2 separate regions of the Mus musculus genome follow, and region 1 is linked to region 2. The links are chromatin loops, found by intact Hi-C in ENCODE. Cell type or tissue: left cerebral cortex. All regions are shown on one strand. Each heading gives the region's core, and the rest is flanking DNA. Links, peaks and the distances in the headings are about the cores only.

The links. A loop is a pair of places that touch in the nucleus more often than their neighbours do. Peaks named below come from ENCODE experiments on the same cell type or tissue, not always from the same donor. Only the 100,000 strongest peaks of a DNase experiment are listed, where the experiment ranks them.
Region 1: a loop joins it to region 2, with 2.5 times the contacts of the local background. A loop is called at or near these places in 5 of 42 quality-filtered maps.

Annotation. Positions count from the first base shown.
Region 1 is chr14:61,032,850-61,041,185 of GRCm38, forward strand. The region is part of intron 1 of Tnfrsf19 (tumor necrosis factor receptor superfamily, member 19); the gene reads right to left. Gm41167 (a long non-coding RNA gene) reads left to right here and starts at 5,088. Exons shown (of 3, transcript XR_874677.2): 1 at 5,088-5,258; 2 at 5,590-5,694. In left cerebral cortex, for the core only: a CTCF peak has its summit at 4,514; DNase peaks (open chromatin) are centred at 2,247, 3,025, 3,595, 4,648 and 4 more places; H3K4me3 peaks cover 2,675 bases; H3K27ac peaks cover 2,213 bases.
Region 2 is chr14:60,981,205-60,989,540 of GRCm38, forward strand. All of the region lies in intron 5 of Tnfrsf19 (tumor necrosis factor receptor superfamily, member 19), which reads right to left. Among named protein-coding and RNA genes, the nearest start is that of Gm41167, 53 kb to the right of the region's middle. In left cerebral cortex, for the core only: no CTCF peak of the experiment used is centred there; DNase peaks (open chromatin) are centred at 1,455, 3,668, 4,035, 4,402 and 3 more places; H3K27ac peaks cover 3,080 bases.

The sequences.
Region 1 (8,336 bases), core at 207-8,206, 52 kb after region 2:
ATACAATATAAAACTTGCTTTGTTTGATATTTAAAATGATGAGATGGGGGATAAGGAGAGAAGGCACCCAACAACTTATGTGCATGCACACACAACTCCAAAATAGAATAAAATGCTTGGGCCCAAAAGCATTTTAGATTTGGTAAGTCTTCAGGTGTTGGAAGATGTTTGTGTACATAATAAATCAGCTTGAGGGCGGGATTAGTACTAAACCTTAAATCCATTTATGTTTTATATTTATGTTAGCCATATAGCCTGAAGATCATTTATCTACATTTTAAGTGTGCTTTCTTGTTTGGATTTATTTGGAATAGTCTCACTATGTAGCCTGACTAGCCCCTAACATGCAGAAATCCACCTGCCACTGTCTTCTCCAATCCCTGCCACCTCCCCACCTGAGTGCTGGGATTCAAGATGTGTGCCATCATGCCTGGCCTTAACTGAAGTTTCCTGCTGTGGAATTTCTACACGTGGCCTCATATCAGATTTTGCCTAATTTCAGGTTCTGGATTTCTGGGCTAGGGATGATCAACCTTGGTTAGCAATTGTATCCAAGAAGGAAAAGCTAATATTTATCATTCTAGCTTAAACCATAAGAAACATTTCTAACATTAAATAAACATCTATATTTAGTCTGGATTATCAAAACATATGACTCTAGGAATACTTAGAATAATCCGCAAAAGGTTTTACAGAACAAATAATGTTTTTTATTCTTCCATCTCTTAGTTTAGTTTAGTTTAGTTTAGTTTTACTTTTGATGTTTGAGATAGAGTGTCACTATGCAGGCTAAACTCACAGCAAACCTCCTGCCTCATTTTCTCTATTATAGACCATATAGGAACAAGCTCCACACCTGGCCGCTGTTTTTCTACCTCTTGAAAACTATTTATTAACCCATGATGGAACATTTAAGTTTTCATCTAGCAGGACTATAACATTATGTATAGTTATGCTCCACCCTGCATTTTTCTAATATGCAATAAGATGAAACATTAAAGGAATGGGACAACACTTAAGCAAATCCACAAGCTTACTGCTTAAAAAAAAATCACCATGGAAATAAAGCCAATATAATAAATGCAAATGCTCACATTGGGATAACCAGATAAGTGGCTTGGAAGTCCTGCCAGTCCCACATGCTAGCAGAAGAAAAATCAGAATTTTGGAACACTATTTTCAAATAGGACGATAAGCCTCAGCCTGTGTCTATTCTTAATCTTACCCTAACTTCACTGTCTTCTGAGAATCCTTACTCATACCAAGGGGAGGTGGCCACCCTGGCAGCCCAGGAAGCTTGCAGAGGTGTGTACAGGTGAGAGGAACGTGCACACAGGAAGGGAAGCCAGAGTGATTCTCTTCCAAATAACGAAATGTTTGTGCCTAAAAACTCCACAAGCAGTAAGGTTTTCTACTGCCAAACACAGCAGTTCAAATTCCCCAAAGTTTGCCTTTTTTTAACAGAACTTCACGTCCAGGAAGGGGTTTCTGAGATGAATTCTTTGTATTTCTTGAGCTATAAACTCAATCCTGTTTGCTCTAGGGAAATGTCAGAATTCTCAAAATGTTCACTTAACAAGTACACTGTTGATAAATGATGTCACTTTTTTTTTCTGAAATTTATCGAACGTTTATCCTAAAATGCCAGAATTCTCAAAATGTTCACTTAACAGGCACAATGTTAAAACACAACACAACAAAACAAAACATGTGCATTTCTGAAATTTATCAAAAATTTATCCTAAGATAAAAATAAAACACTCATAGTGTCGCTGATTACAAGGACTCATGCACAGTTGCTCTCGGCACTGTGCACAACCGTCCCTAAGACACAGCTGTTTAAATTTTTATTTTGGAAGGAAGCCTGGGTAGATTCTAACCAGGCTGTGTCTGTCCATCCAGAATTTCCTCATGAGACCCATCCAAGCTTTTGTCTTTTTCTTTTTTGGAAGAGAAGCGCAATAATCACAGTCTCATATAATTACTGATGGATGGCTCTTTTTCTTTTCAAAGCCTGGGTTTTAATCCCATAGCCTAAAAAGTATATGCCTTGTGACGTGTGCACTAGAAGAGGACCCAGTTCTGTTTAAACATCTTACTTCCCAATGTAAACACTTCCAACAAAATAAAGTATGATGGATGGACTCCATGCGCAGCCTGCAAATCAGAGGCGATTCTCTTCATACTGCCTCGTTTGTCTTGTCCTTCAGCTGGAGTTTCCTTCACAAAACCTAGGGACAGCCAACAGTCACCTGCTGCAGGACACATGTATTTAACTGTTCCGTGGCCTCTGCTCACTCTGGCAGCTGCTGACTCATTCATTTGGAATACACACTTATTCTAGGAGGGCATTTCTAGTCAACCTGGATTCAGCCCTGGTGGGACTTGATGGCCTTGTCTAGAATTTTAAACGTTTGATCTTAAATACTGATCTGTCAGGCTTAAAACAATTTGGAATTTTGTCATTAATGATGCATGGAGCTTTCTGACCGTGCTGTGGTAAGTTTGGGGTGGAACTGGTCTAGAGGGTTGAACTAAGCTAAGACCTGGTTCAGAGATTTTTTTAATAAGCAGAAAAGAAGAAGGGAGTTTTCATGAGGGTTAGTGTACTTGCTCATATTTGTTTTAAAAGTCTCAAACATACTGTAAATTCCCCAAGCACTCTAACTGGTAAATTACGTTAATGAACTAAAGAGAGCATGCTAAGTCACTTGCCAGTCCTGAGTCATTCATTGTCTTTGTGCTTACAGCTCATTTAAATTCTGAAATATATATGAATTAAGTTCTGAATCATTTAATCAGCTGCATTAATTTTCTGTCTTTTTTTTTTTTGAGGCTTTAAAAACTCATTTTAGAGGCTGGAGAGATGGCCCAGTGGTTAAGAGCACAAGTTGCTATTCTAGAGGACTAGGGTTCATTTTCCAGCACTAATAAGGAAGCTGTCAACCATCGGTAACTCCAGTCCCAGGGAATCCGATACCCTTTCCGGCCTCTGCAGGCATCGCATACATGTGTTATACAGTCATGCACAAAAGCACTCATACACATAAAATAAAAGTAAAGGTTTAAAAAATGTTTTAAACGTTTTTGTTGGAGTCTGGGAGGTGGCTCAGGAGGTAAGAGTGTTTGCTCTAGAAGCATGAAGACCTAAGTTCAGATTCCTAGCACCCACATAAAAAAGCTAGGCATGGCCACAAGTGCCTATAGCCTAGTACTGGGAGAGGAGGCAGGTGGACTGCAGTTCTCTGGTGGTACCTAAAAGAACAATCTATAGGTTCAGTGAGAGATCTGTCTCAAGGAAACTAGGCAAATAGTAATAAAAATACTCAATTATCCTTTGGCCTCCACATGTCCACATGAGCATGGACACACACACACATACACACACAAACACACACACACACACACACACACACACACACACATACCATGCATATTAGCAATGTCCCTTATACCAGTCTTTTGCTGGGAGAGGCATTATGCGATGCAGTCACTGCCATTTCCCATTTATAACAGTTCCTATCTGCTGGCTTCAGATTCAAACCTGGGCTCATCTTTAGGCGTTTCCACCACAGACATAATTCATACAGTTGTCCCAGGGAATGTTAGCAGAACATCTCAAGAGTTAACATCTACTATGGAAATGAAAATTCTTAAGTCAATAAAGCCATGTGGCCCTGGTAATAAAGTAGACGTCATAAGACCTTTTCATTGATTAAAAAGCAAAGAACTTACAGAGATTATGATAATGCTTCATGCATTAATGCCAAGGAAATATTTTCACAAGACACTTTTATATTTTGCATTCCTTTCACACCAACTCAACATGCAAAGAAAAATTCTTTTTTGGTACCCACACCTCTGAATACTTCAAAACTTGTCTTCTACGTGAGTACTCAGTTCTTCATCCTCTAGATACAAATCTTTCTCCAAAGAAAATATTCCGAGTAAATCCTGAACTAATGTAATATAACCGTCCCGGTGCATGGAAGAAACTGACCATGAAATGGTAACACAAAAATAAATTCTTCTGTTTACACAAACTGTGTCTAACAACATCCATTTCCCGAGTATATAATCTGTCTTGCAGTCAAAGGACATGTTGCTGAAGTAAAGATCACATCTTCATAAATAGATTGAATTAAGCTGTTTCACTCAGAGAAACACCCAACAGTGTTTATACTTTTGTTTGAAAACGGAATCTTATTGTTAAAATTTTTTAAAAAAATGCCATGAACGTTCTAGGATGCTAGATAGAGGCTTGGTGGTTAGTTTACTGCTACTAAAACTGATCATAGGTTTTGGATGCCACCAAACTTGATATCCAAGAAGACTGCCTGTAATCTCAGTACTCGGAAGATAAGGCAGGAGGACTCAGTTCAAGAATAGCCTGGGCAATGTAAGTTTGAGGCCAACCTGAACTACAGGAATAGACGCCCCTGCTCCCCACCCCCCAATAAAAAGAATAAAATAATGAAATAGCATAACTAAACTCGTAGTTCAAGAAGTGGCAGGGGGCGCTGAGAAGCCAGTGAGCACTCCTCTCCTCCAAAGCTATGACATGCTTGGCTCAGAATGTACTAGCAACGCTGCTGGCATTCAAGAATCCTTTTTGCACGGAATGAGAATGATTCTGGGCTACAGATGGATTTTCTAAATGTTCCCTTCTGGCCCGCTCCGTTGCAGTTGCGCAGTGGGACGTGGGCTCCAGCTGGGGCCCCCAATGCCCTCCCAGGGACAGGGGACAAGAGAGAGGGTGGATGGGCTAGGCGTGATCTGCACACCCACACACATGTGCCTTTAAAACGCCTCCTTCACAGACTAGAGCCTAAGTCCGGTCTCTCACGCTTTCGCCCCCCAAGTGACTTAGCTGTCCAGGGCTGTCACTCAGCCCGCTTCTAGCACGTGCGCCTCGGCAACGAGCCCTCCCCGCTCAGGCAGCCGCCTCCCCTTGGCTCCGATCCCCTGGGGCTATCTGGTCCCCTTGCAGAGGCACCTACCTTCCCCTTGTCCTGCCCCGCGGCGCCGGACTGCAGTTTGAGGCTGGGGTGGCGCGGGGGTGCCGGCACCAGGCTGCACCGGAATCCCCACGCGCACAGTGCAGCCCTGCCGCCACTCTTCTCTGTAGCCCGGCAACCGCTGCAGCTGGAACCCGCCCCGCCCCTGCTCGTTGGGAGCCCCGCCCCCGGATCGGCCTCTTCTCCCAGAATCTCACCATGCCTCTAGTTAGTCCCTGAGGAAATAGGAGCAGACTCCAGGTAACCTCACGTGCCCCAGCCAGGCTCCCAAATCTAACCACTCCCACTGAGTCCCTGCCACCCTCTAGTTTGTCACTTTGATCCCCCATTCAGGCCCTGACACCCGGTATCATAGCTGTCTCACAGTTATGGCTGGGCATGCTTTGTCTCTCCCAACCCCGGCCCTGGGCTCAAATTATGGGCTCTCCATATCAGGATGCTTAGGATAGTGGGTGCCGGAAGAACAAGGGCAGATGGGGTAGCGGAACGAAGACTATCAGGTTTTGTTAGCAGGGAGCCTTCCTCTCTCCTCCAGTGTTTCCCTAACGTCTCTGCGCTTTTCCCTTGCCAGATCACATCACACACAGAGGAAGATGTTAGCCACATCTATGGCTATAACCCTTCAGCTTGGGTCACTGAAGACTGAGGATCTAACTCACAAACGGATACTCTAACGGTACCACTCACTGCATGGTACCTCCAAAGGCTGAGCCTGGGGTACCAGATTGTCAGTGCCCACTGTTCCTCCTTGTTCAGGACCAGCCTTGTCCCAGGGCTAGGATCACCATTAAACCTGAACCACTGGCCATGAGGAGGGGACATAGCAGAAGACAGGCCCAGCCTTAGTGGCTTCCCCATGCCTGTGACAGGTTTATAATTCCCAGCCTAGTTTGAATGTTTAGGAAGAAGGGGTTCGATGTAACCCATTTTATATTAAAATAGATCTGCGCTGTGCTACAGGAATACAGGCCATTCCTGTCCTGTGCCTTCAGTGATTAGTTCAGCTGATAAGGTCCTTCCAATCCACGACTTTGATGCAGAGCTACATAACTGTTTCCTGTGTTGATCTGCCCTTCCCTAAGGCAACAGTACTTCTAGGGATGGAATTTGCTTCTTAGAATCTCAAAGGATACAAAGGATACTTTGTTGAGTGAATGGCTTTTTATCATTAATCTTCTAAAACACAGCTTTTGACACCACGCTGCAAACAACATGGTGGCATGCTAGACACCTGTGAAGGGAACCTTAAACATTGTCACTCTCAAGAGTCACCTTTAAAGGTGGAGACGTTGCATCTCGCACACCAGGACACAAATCTCGGGATTTATTCGTAGGTGGTTCACAGTTAAGTGCTTGAGTTTATTTGAACATCAAGGCAGGGGTGCTTGTCCCTGCCTATGTGTCACTAACACTTTTTTTTTTTTTTTTTTTTTTTTTTTTGGTTTTTCGAGACAGGGTTTCTCTGTATATCCTTGGCTGTCCTGCCACTTTGTAGACCAGGCTGGCCTTGAACTCAGAAATCCGACTGCCTCTGCCTCCCGAGTGCTGGGATTAAAGGCGTGCGCCACCACGCCCGGCGTCACTCTCATTCTCATTCCCAAACCCTAGTCAAGCTGCTTCTTTCCCCACAACACCTCCATCTCTTGAGGGCATGCCTTTTTTTTTTCTTGGTATCCCAGAACCTCACAGAGTAGTGTAGGCAGTTCATCTTTAGCAAACTAAACATCTGCTTCCTTCTTCGCAAGATCTCTGGCACTCACCCCTCTTGTTCCTTTAATGCCTACCTAGCACCTCCTCCACCTCTCCTAAGGCCTTCCCACTCCCATCCTGGAATGGGGGCCACAGCTTCCTTCTCAGCCTGTGGTCTGCCCTTCTAGGGCTGCTCTTGGGAGGGGGCACATCTATACTCCTTGGATTACCATGTAAAGATCTCCACACTTGGGCTCCGCCCACATTTTCAGCCTTATCTTCCTCTAGACCTCTTGCTTTATATTCTGACCAAACTGGTCTGCTTGCCTACCCTCCACTATGTCCTGAATTTGCCCTTTCTGCGCTCTGGAAGCTTCCTCATTATGCTCGTGCATCCTGCTTACCTTCCTTGACTCTTTATTCATATTTCAGGAAGTCTTGACGCTCATATTTTCCCTTAATCCTCAACTCTATTTCCTCCCTTCCAAGGTTTGAGACAATTCAGCACTTCTCCCAATCCTTGTGGCAAGAGGATGCATGGACTTCCACCGTTCTTCCTCAAGGATTCAAAACGCTTCTGGAGAAGGGGCAGATTTTGCTTCAACTTTCACGTCCGATAGCATCAATCATGCTAGTAGCTAAATGGTGTCTGGGGAAATTTAATCTGCTGACCAGAGACTACCTTCTCTGACTTCAGCCAAGCGCTGCCGTCCTGTCCGACCTCCTTTGTACTTGGAGACAGTAACCCATTATTCAGCTCATTAGCTCTTGGATCTTTTCGTGTGTTTGATGGATCTTGCCAGTTAGCCTGTTAGCTCGCTTCGCAGAGAGACCCAACTGTGAGCACACGCAACCACCAGGATCAAACAATCTAGTCTCGATGCCAACTTGGCACCCACTAGTTGTATGACCTTGGCGTAGTTAACCACTGGATATTTCCCTTCTTCATCGGTATAACAAGTCGCTTTGCTGGAGGTTGATAAATAACACCGGACATTAAAACTCCTAAGCTAGTTCTTGGCACAGAGTATGTGCTTTGTAAATGGCGCCATTCACAGCAAGACATTGGTCAATAAATGACAATAAATTACTGAAATAACCACTGACAATGGGAAAGGGACCTGGAACCCCTGCACTTTGAGGCCTCAGATGCCCATGAAGTTTGAATGTTTGTACAATCCAGTAACACCATGAAGTAAGGGCCCAGGCCCACAGTTGAGCATCAATGGTCTTCTCGAAAGAATCACAAGGTATAGTTGAGTGTGGGGCCACGAGGGACTGCTGCAGAAAGGATGTAAGTTCAAAGTCACCCTGGGGTACCTAGTGAGACCCTGTGTGTGAGAAGGAGAAAAGATTACTAGGCTCCTTCGGAATAAAACTCGTGATTTTAATTAGGGCTGGGACCATTTTTTCCCCTTTTGTTAAGCATTGGATCAGATCAACAGGATGAGATTTTAAGTGGAAAAGCCAAGTTGCTATGAGACTCTTGAAAGAGGTACTGTTTTTACGATTAGTTTTAAGGTAGGTTTTGTTGTTGTTGTTGTTTGAGACGGGGCCCTGTTATGTCATTGCGTAGTCCTGGCTGGTTTAGAATCCACCATGTAAACCAGGCTTGAGTTGGCAGCCTCT
Region 2 (8,336 bases), core at 185-8,184:
AAGTTCTGGACATTTCCCCAGCCCACAGAAGCACGTGTAACTGCAGAGATAGTATGAGAATCACATCCAACAGTGAGGACAGTTTACCTACCCCCTCCCTGCCTCATCTTCCCTTTCTCCTCGACTTAACCTTTCATTTTTAGCTGGAGAGAATCAAGCTGTCAATCAAGGCTAGGTATATTTTAGTAATCAAAAAAGTTGTTGAGAGTAAGGTCAGAGAGGCTCAAGTCTCCTTGAGGGCATTAGGCTAGGGCTTATGCACTATGAGGTCCTGCTGAGAGGGTCCACCACATGGTCTTTATGGTAGTGCCCTTTGATGCATCGTCTTTCAAATGACCAAAGCTTTTAATGGCCAAGTCACCCAGTCATTTGACAGACAGCTGACCCTTCCCTTGTGCCCAGTGGCCTTGACTAGGGAGTTGTCAATCATGCAGCCACTTGTTTGACCCTTGGTGATGAGACAATAGCTTGAACACTTCCTGGATGTTTTGAGGAAACCGTACTAGCTGCAGAAACCCTTGCAGTTGTGGCTGCTAGCAACTGAAGCCATGTCGCTGCTCAGGAAGCCATGATGGCTCCAGAGAGACTCAAAGACCCCATTCATCTTTTAGCTAATCTTGGGTCCAAGACAGAGAACTTCCCTAATGGCTCAGCCAAAAGTTTACTTGAGGTACATCCAAGGCCTAAGATTGGTGGAATTAGAAAGGTATGCACCAGTATGTTGTGCCTTCAGCCTGTACATTGATTCTCAGTCTGGAAGCTTCTCTTCTGTGAATAACTATACCCTGGTGCCTTAGTCACTGTTCTTTGTTGTGAAGAGGCACCATGACCAAGGCAACTCTTACAAAAGGAAGTGTTTAAATGGGGGATATTGCTTACAGATTTGGAGCTTAGTCCGTGATCATCCTGGTGGGGAGGGAGGGTGGCAGCAGGCAGGTATGGTGCTGGAGAAGTAGCTGAGAAGTTTATATCCTGATCTGCAGGCAGCAGGGAGGGAGACAGAGAGACAAACCTGGCTGGGGAAACCTCAAAGCCCACCCTCAGTGACATTTGTCCTCCAATCATGTCACACCCACTCTAACAAGGCCACACCTCCTAACCCTTCTAATCCTATCAAACAGTTCCCCTCCCTGGTGACTAAGCATTCAAATATATGAGCCTATGAGGGTGGCATTCTTATTTAAAACACCACACCTGGTGTTGTGACCTTGACCTCAATACAATTCTAATTGAAATGCAGTCTTTCATTTGCTTATGTTTGTTTATAGCTGTTTGAGTGAAAGAGCTAATTTCAAGAAGAGCCAACTCTGGGATTCAATCCCAGCAAAGACAACACTGGTAATGAGTGTCCCTCAGCACTGAAGTAGCTCCAGAGAGAAGTCTGAAGAAGAAAACTGGAGAGCTGAGGCTGTGGGAGGCAACCGGCTGTGAAGACCAGATGATGAGAGCCCCCGGCTTCACAGGAAGAGTTGGAGAGAAGCTTGGGGGCCTATAGCATTAACTTGGTACTGACACTACAAGCCCAGGGCAATAAGCCTCTGACCTGGTTTTGGAAGCTTGGAACAGTAAACTTGTGGTCGCAGGGCACAAAGCTGTAAGCCTCTGGGATTTCCAGCCCAGAGTCACTCTCACCTGAGCACCCAGAATTTAAGTTATCTGGCTTTTAAAGCTGGGACCTATAAGGCTCCAGTTCTCATGGCCTCGTGTTGTTGGGGGGGTCCTGCAAGCCCAGCCCATGAGCTTCTGATGTGGTGTGCTCCAGACTGCTAATACTGAGGGACTGATCCTGGCTCACTGTTTCCACCTAAATAGGGCAAGCAGATCCACAGCCAACTGTGTGCAACAATGTATTTGTCAGAAATCTAGGGGTGTGTGGCTAAGTAGAAATGCAGATGTTTCTAGTTATCTCCAGCATGGGCAGCTGTGCTTTCTGACTTATATTATTAATCTTTCGGGTTATTAAAACTGATTTTCAAGCCCGGTGTGGTGGCGCACGCCTTTAGCCCCAGCACTTGGGAGGCAGAGGCAGGCGGATTTCTGAGTTCGAGGCCAGCCTGATCTACAGAGTGAGTTCCAGGACAGCCAGGGCTACACAGAGAAACCCTGTTTTGAAAAACCAAACAAACAAAAACCAACCAAACAAAAAAACCACCTGATTTTCAAAGATCAGTCTATACTTGGTGAGTACAGGCATGGGTGTGGTTCTCTATCCAACCAAGAACATAGTTTACCATGCAACCCTTTCCCCTGGCCCCTCATGGCAGGCTTTAACAGTCTCCGGGCAGCCAATCTCCTCTCTGAGACAGCAGCACCCTGACGGCTCCTCACCAGCACAGGAGTGGATTCTGCTAGTGTAAACACCACCTACACCATAAAGTCAGCTGGCAGGCCAAGGCCACTTTATCCTTTTTTCTAAGCCAAAAATAATAAAAAATGAAGACAGTCTTATTGTTTATTACGACTGTAATAGTAAGTAGTTTACATTTCAATTGCTAGGGGAAAAAAAAGATTGTTTTTAAAGCATACTCCTTAAATCAAATGACTAAATCTGAAGGAGTCTCCTTCATTCTCTCCTGCTCCTTGCCTTGGTCCCAGCTTAACCCTCTCTTCCCTCAAGTGCGTGGTCACAAACTCCTGCGTGACTTGACCCAGTGTCCAGGCCACTGCTTTCTAGGCTAAGGCAACTACATGAACCCGTTTGGTTCATATTGAACTTTACCCGGCTCAGAAGCCACCTGGGAAATAGAAACTATGGCCTCTGAGGTCCATAATCTTATGGTCTGCTCCTCACAATGGTGGCCAAGGTAGGTCTTCAGGGGGGCAGAGGAGAAGGAACTGTGGCATGAGTGTCCTTCCCCATGAGAACAGTGACGGGCCACTCAAAAGCACGGGTCCAGGCTATCAGGTTACAAATCACCACTGGCTCTACTGTCAGAAGTTAGTAGTAAAGAGTTCCAAGTTTCCTTCAAACTTGACTATGGATTTATTAGCAGAAAATGTTGGAGGTTTCTACCTAGGAAACAGACAGACTCTAAGCGCACTGCTAAGGGGCACTGCTAAGAGCTTAGGGCTCTTGCTTTTCCTCGAGTGAACAAAAGAAAGTTTTAGATGGACAAGATAGAGCCATGTTCTCTACTCTTCTGCGTGTGTGCATCTTACAGTCCATATGCACAGATAACAAGAGAAAGCTAGAGGAAACCAGTTGCCAGGGAAGGGCAGAGCAGGCATATGGCCAAAGGTTAGTATTATTGACAGGGACTGAGGTGATGTGAAATGTATTCAGCTGGCAGTGTTCAGACCGCTTGGCAGGTCGCAAGAGATCGAGATGAGACCCTGAAGTGTATACATGAGGCAAAGACGCATAGCCACAGGAGACTCAAGGCAGGGGGTGGTGCTCCCAGAAGACTGAAGCTTGGGAAACTACAGACTCCACTTTCTTTCCTCATTTCTATTTGCTTATAGATCATTTGGCCTCCGGATATATTTCCCATCAAGCTAAAACAGATCAAATATTATCATACATGTCTTTGAGGAGAAAGGAAAGAATGAAAGGCAGTCAGGGAGAGCTAACTACTGCAGGAGAGTCGCTGGCAGGGCAGGGAGGTTTTCAGGCTCTAAGTGAAGACTGCAGCCACTGAGGAGGTCTGAGGAGACTGTCCTGTTCCTTCAGGGGAAGTCTGTTCCTAAGGATAGCTCTTTCTTTTAAATTCCTCTTTAGCACTTGCTGGAAGCCGGTTGGCACTTTAATTAGCATAAATACTATAATTAACACTGAAAAAAAAGCATAAGGCACCAAACAGCAGCTAATCATCTGCAGCATTTCTTTGCAAACACAATAAAGCTAAAAGAATTTTTCCTGCTTTCAAGGGTGTTTTGTTCTTTTTATTACCCCACCCACCTAAAAGTCCCCCGTGTTTATTTGCCTGGAGAAACAATGAGGTCTTTAAACTCTGCACCAAGAAACAGAAAAGACACCATAAAAGAGAAACACATTATGATGGCTTTGAACATCTGTGGCGAGGGACAGGAAGCTCAAATAGGACCTCAAAGGGACAGAAGCTGGACTGCCATCTGGGGACTGAAACAAGGGAAACCCCGGGCTAGGCCCTGCCCTCCCAACTCTAAGTGTTTGAGCTCTCCTTAACCCCTGGAGTGCCACACACCACCAGCACCCTTGGAAAGCAGGACCCAGCCAGGGAAAATGCCATATGGGAACAGACGTAGAGACAAGGAAGCCAGCACAATCTTCCTGGGCTCTCAAATGAGTGAGGTGGGCAATAAGAAAGAAGTAAACTGCACGACTGGACACTTAAATTCTTTATTACCACCCTGAGAATAAGTGTTTGTGCATAGTTTAAAACTCCTGACTTGGCCTAAAGAAAAAGAAAAATCCAGACTTATATAACCAGTGTCTCCCACCGCCTCCCCGTTCTGTCAGAGCTACGCCTAACTCATCTACATTTTAAAACCAGCAGGACATAGGTGAAAGCAGAGGGGTTTGCTATAGGTTGGAAAGAGGGCACTTTTCTTGAGTCTTAGACCATGAAAGAAACTTGAAAATTAAACCCATGTTTTGTCATCACCTGTTTTCTAACATCTCCATCTGGTACATGAAAAAACAGAGGAACAAAAAAAAAATTAATAAAATAAAATAATTGTCTATTAGGTGCTATGGCCAGGACCCAAAATCAAGACTTCTTCACAATGAGCATGGAATGTGGTCATCTGAGAAAGACATCCAGCAGGGACTGCTCTGCATCCGTCCTAGGATGAACAAATGATGTGGAAAGACAGCCTGCAGGAGAGATGACAAAGGACTTCCCAGGGTGTATTGTTAGGCATCGGATACCTTTATCCCTAGAGCCTAAACCACAGCAAACATGATGATGTCATCACACAGTATGATGTGAACCCCCGTAGCCTCTTTCCAGTGTGTGGTTTCTCCTGAGTAGGATGGTCAACTTTAATTGTCAACCTGACGACATCTAGAATCACCCGAGAAGGGAGTCAGATTGAGGACTGTCTAGGTTCGGCTGCCCTGTGGCAGTCTTGGGAGGGTTTTTCTTAACTGGGTTAATTAATAGAGGTGGGAAGACTCTGCTTGAACGTGGGCTGTGTTATTTCATGGGTTGGCCCCTGGATGGACACGGAGCCAGTGTGCTGCGCATAGACAGGCAGTCACCCATTGCTCTCTGCTCTTGACTGTGGACGTAATATGACTGTTTCAGTGACCTGTCACCTGACTTCCTGAGAGTCTTGGGACATGAAATGAATTTGAAAATTCAACCCATGTTTTGTTGAAATGCCTGAGACTAGGGAGATATTTCTCATTCAAGCCCACACACAGGAAACAAAACACCTAATTTAGAAAAAAAGTATATCAATCAAATGTTGTTGTTTGTCACTCCCATTGATTATGGGGGGGGGGCGGGGTGCTGGGGGGTAGCTAGCCCTTAGTGTCCTTGGGGATCTGCTTCAGGACATGTATTGTCTTCTGAATTCCAAAATCCATGATGGTCAAGTCTCTTCTAACAAAACAGGTAACATTCCATAGACCCACACCTGGACCGTAAAGCATCTTCTACATGACTTGTAATGCCCAATACGGCGTGAAGGCCGGTGGAGAGCTGTACAGTGATATGAGCAGAAGGTGATGTCTGTACAGAAACACAGCTTCAGAGGGTTTTTGACGCCCTGATTGGTTGAATCTACAAATGTGAAATCCACAGATAAGGAGGGCTGGCTATATAACTAAGATTATTATGTTCTTAGAGTAAAACTAGTAATTAAATCAGCCAAACGGCACTTATTTAAGTTAAATTAATTAAATTGCATTAATTAAATTAGTCACCAGTTCTTGAGAAATGAGCAGAAAGCCTGTTCCTCAAATGCGTTTACTGCACCAGCTGGGGCATTTTCTGCTTAATTAGGATTCTAGGTCCCTGCTTCCTCCCTTGTTCCCAATGTCAAATCTCAACAGCCGCCTTTGCAGTAGCTAACATTGCCTGCTCACAGGAGGCTCCTCACTGCTCTGACCAAGCTCCTAATCTTCTCACCCCTCGAACTGAGACCCAGCCTCTCCTGAGTGGGTTCCATGTGTCGCAGCTGGGTCTCTGTTCTCAGGACTCCTCATTTGGGCCTTCTTCCACACTTTACTGTCTTGATAAACCACTTCCATCCTGGCATTCTGAAGGGGTTTCTTAATATGCAGCCTGGGTTAAGCAGCAGCCCCTACACATTTTAAAGAGCAGTTGACCTTAAGGAGAGCCAGAGTCCTGTCTCGCGTCACTGGCAAGCTGATCCCGGACTATTCATTTTGTGGGGGTGTTTAGAGATACCTGCCAATCCTCAGATGCTGCCCACCGGTTTTTTGTTTATTTTGAGACAAGGCCTGCCTGTCTTCCTCCCAACACCAGGATTCCAAGAACATTCAGCCATACTGGGCCATTTACACGAAGGTTCTAGGGTTGAACTTAGGCCCTCCAGTCCGCCAGGCAAGTGCCTTAGCAACTGAGCTATCTTTCTACCTCAGGAGATTACAGTCATCTGAACAAAAATTCATGCCAACATCTTTCAGACGTCTGGATGAAAATGAGACCTGACTGGGACATGGGGGATAAATGCACATGCAAACTTTAAATAGCAAACAAAGAAAGTTAATGATGTGGAGGCTGCTCACAAACGGAGCTCCGCAGGCTCAGTCCCCTTTGGGATGATGTGACAGAAAGGGCTCTGTACCTGACTTGGGAAGTGGCTGTAGCTTGGTATGCATAGCTGCCAAAGCCACTGAGTAATGCTACTTAGATTGGCAATCCTCTCATGAGAAATTACGTTTCAGTAAAATTGAAAATCTACAGCTAACAGATACAAATTTACATCCTTTAAAAATTACAATTGAGTACCAAGGAGAGATGTTTTTTGAATATTTATTTAAGAGAGTGGCTAAGTGAATCACAGTATGGTTAAAGCCTGTCTTGGGAACTCCTAAGTTACTTTCTCTGAGATGATCAAGGTAAACAGAGCCGTTGGGACAACCTTTTAAAGACTCAGCGGGAGACATAAGCTGAATTAATTTCAACTTGAAATTCAACTTCCAGCTTCTGCTTTTGAGGGGGAGGGGCTGGGCCTGTGCTCAGGGTTTCCTGAGTGCTGCACTCTCAGGCAGATGCTGCCAGGCTGGGGCCAGCCGCTCTAGCGCTCTAATACCGGTACTTTTTGGCCTGTGGGGTATTTTGGCCTACTATTTTTTTCGGCAGTGACTCAATTCCACTGTTGACTGTTCTCTTGCTGTGTTAATTACAGAATCTAAAGTGCTCCTGCATCTGTACTGAACATGTACAGGCCTCTTCCCTTGTCATCATTCCCAAAATAGCACAGTTCAGCCATGCAGGTTGATTCAAACCTGGAGTTGAATTAAATTCCATGGCAGATGTCTTAATATGAATACTGAACTGTTTGGTACAAGAGACTTGGGCATCCAAGGTCACTGGCCTCTAAGGCTGCGAGTCTCACCCTAGAATCAGTTCCCCAGAGGACACCAAGGCATGACTGTGCATTTATTTTTTACACTGTTGGGAATAGAACTTGGTCCTCACGCGCGCTAGGCAGTCACACCGTGCTTTATAATTTTAGTCTTGGCATCTGGGAGTTCACTTGAGACGCAGTTTGGAGCTTGGCAGCTCTATGCTGTCAGGTAGATCCCCACTGAAAGCCCTTTCTTCTTCCGCATGAGTAGGAGCTGAAGAGCAGGCTGAGAAATACCAGTAAGGATCTGGCCCCTTGAATTCAAGAGGGACTTGCTATGCTACACTGTCCTGGTATTTTCTTCATTCAAGAATGAAAACAAAATTTCTTAGGCTAAGCCCCCTCCTCAGGGAGCCGACTTATAAATAGTTGGACACCAAGTTTAACGGCCACCTAACCTGGTCCCAACTAGGATGCGAATGGTCTCCAGCATATAACAACCACACCCTGAGAATAAACACTCTGGATGAAAGGTTGACTGACTTTAAGTCCCAACTAGATGGCCCGGTGAATCTGTGACTGCACTGAATTCTCCAGCAATGGCTTCCCCTGCCACTCATTTCTTCCCAGTGTTTCCTGGGCACTCACCAATCACAGATCCACTTGTAAAAAAAAAAAAAAAAACTCCACAGCTTATCGATGGGGCCTGATAGGTCTCATTTATTATTTTTAAAATAAGCTGTACTTAATCTAAAATCCATTCAATGTAGTGCTATCCTTTGATCGGATACAGCTCATTTTTCCATGAGTAAATATTTAAGCCAGCTCATAGGTTTAAAGGTCTAGGAAAGAGCGGGGAATGAAGCTGAGAA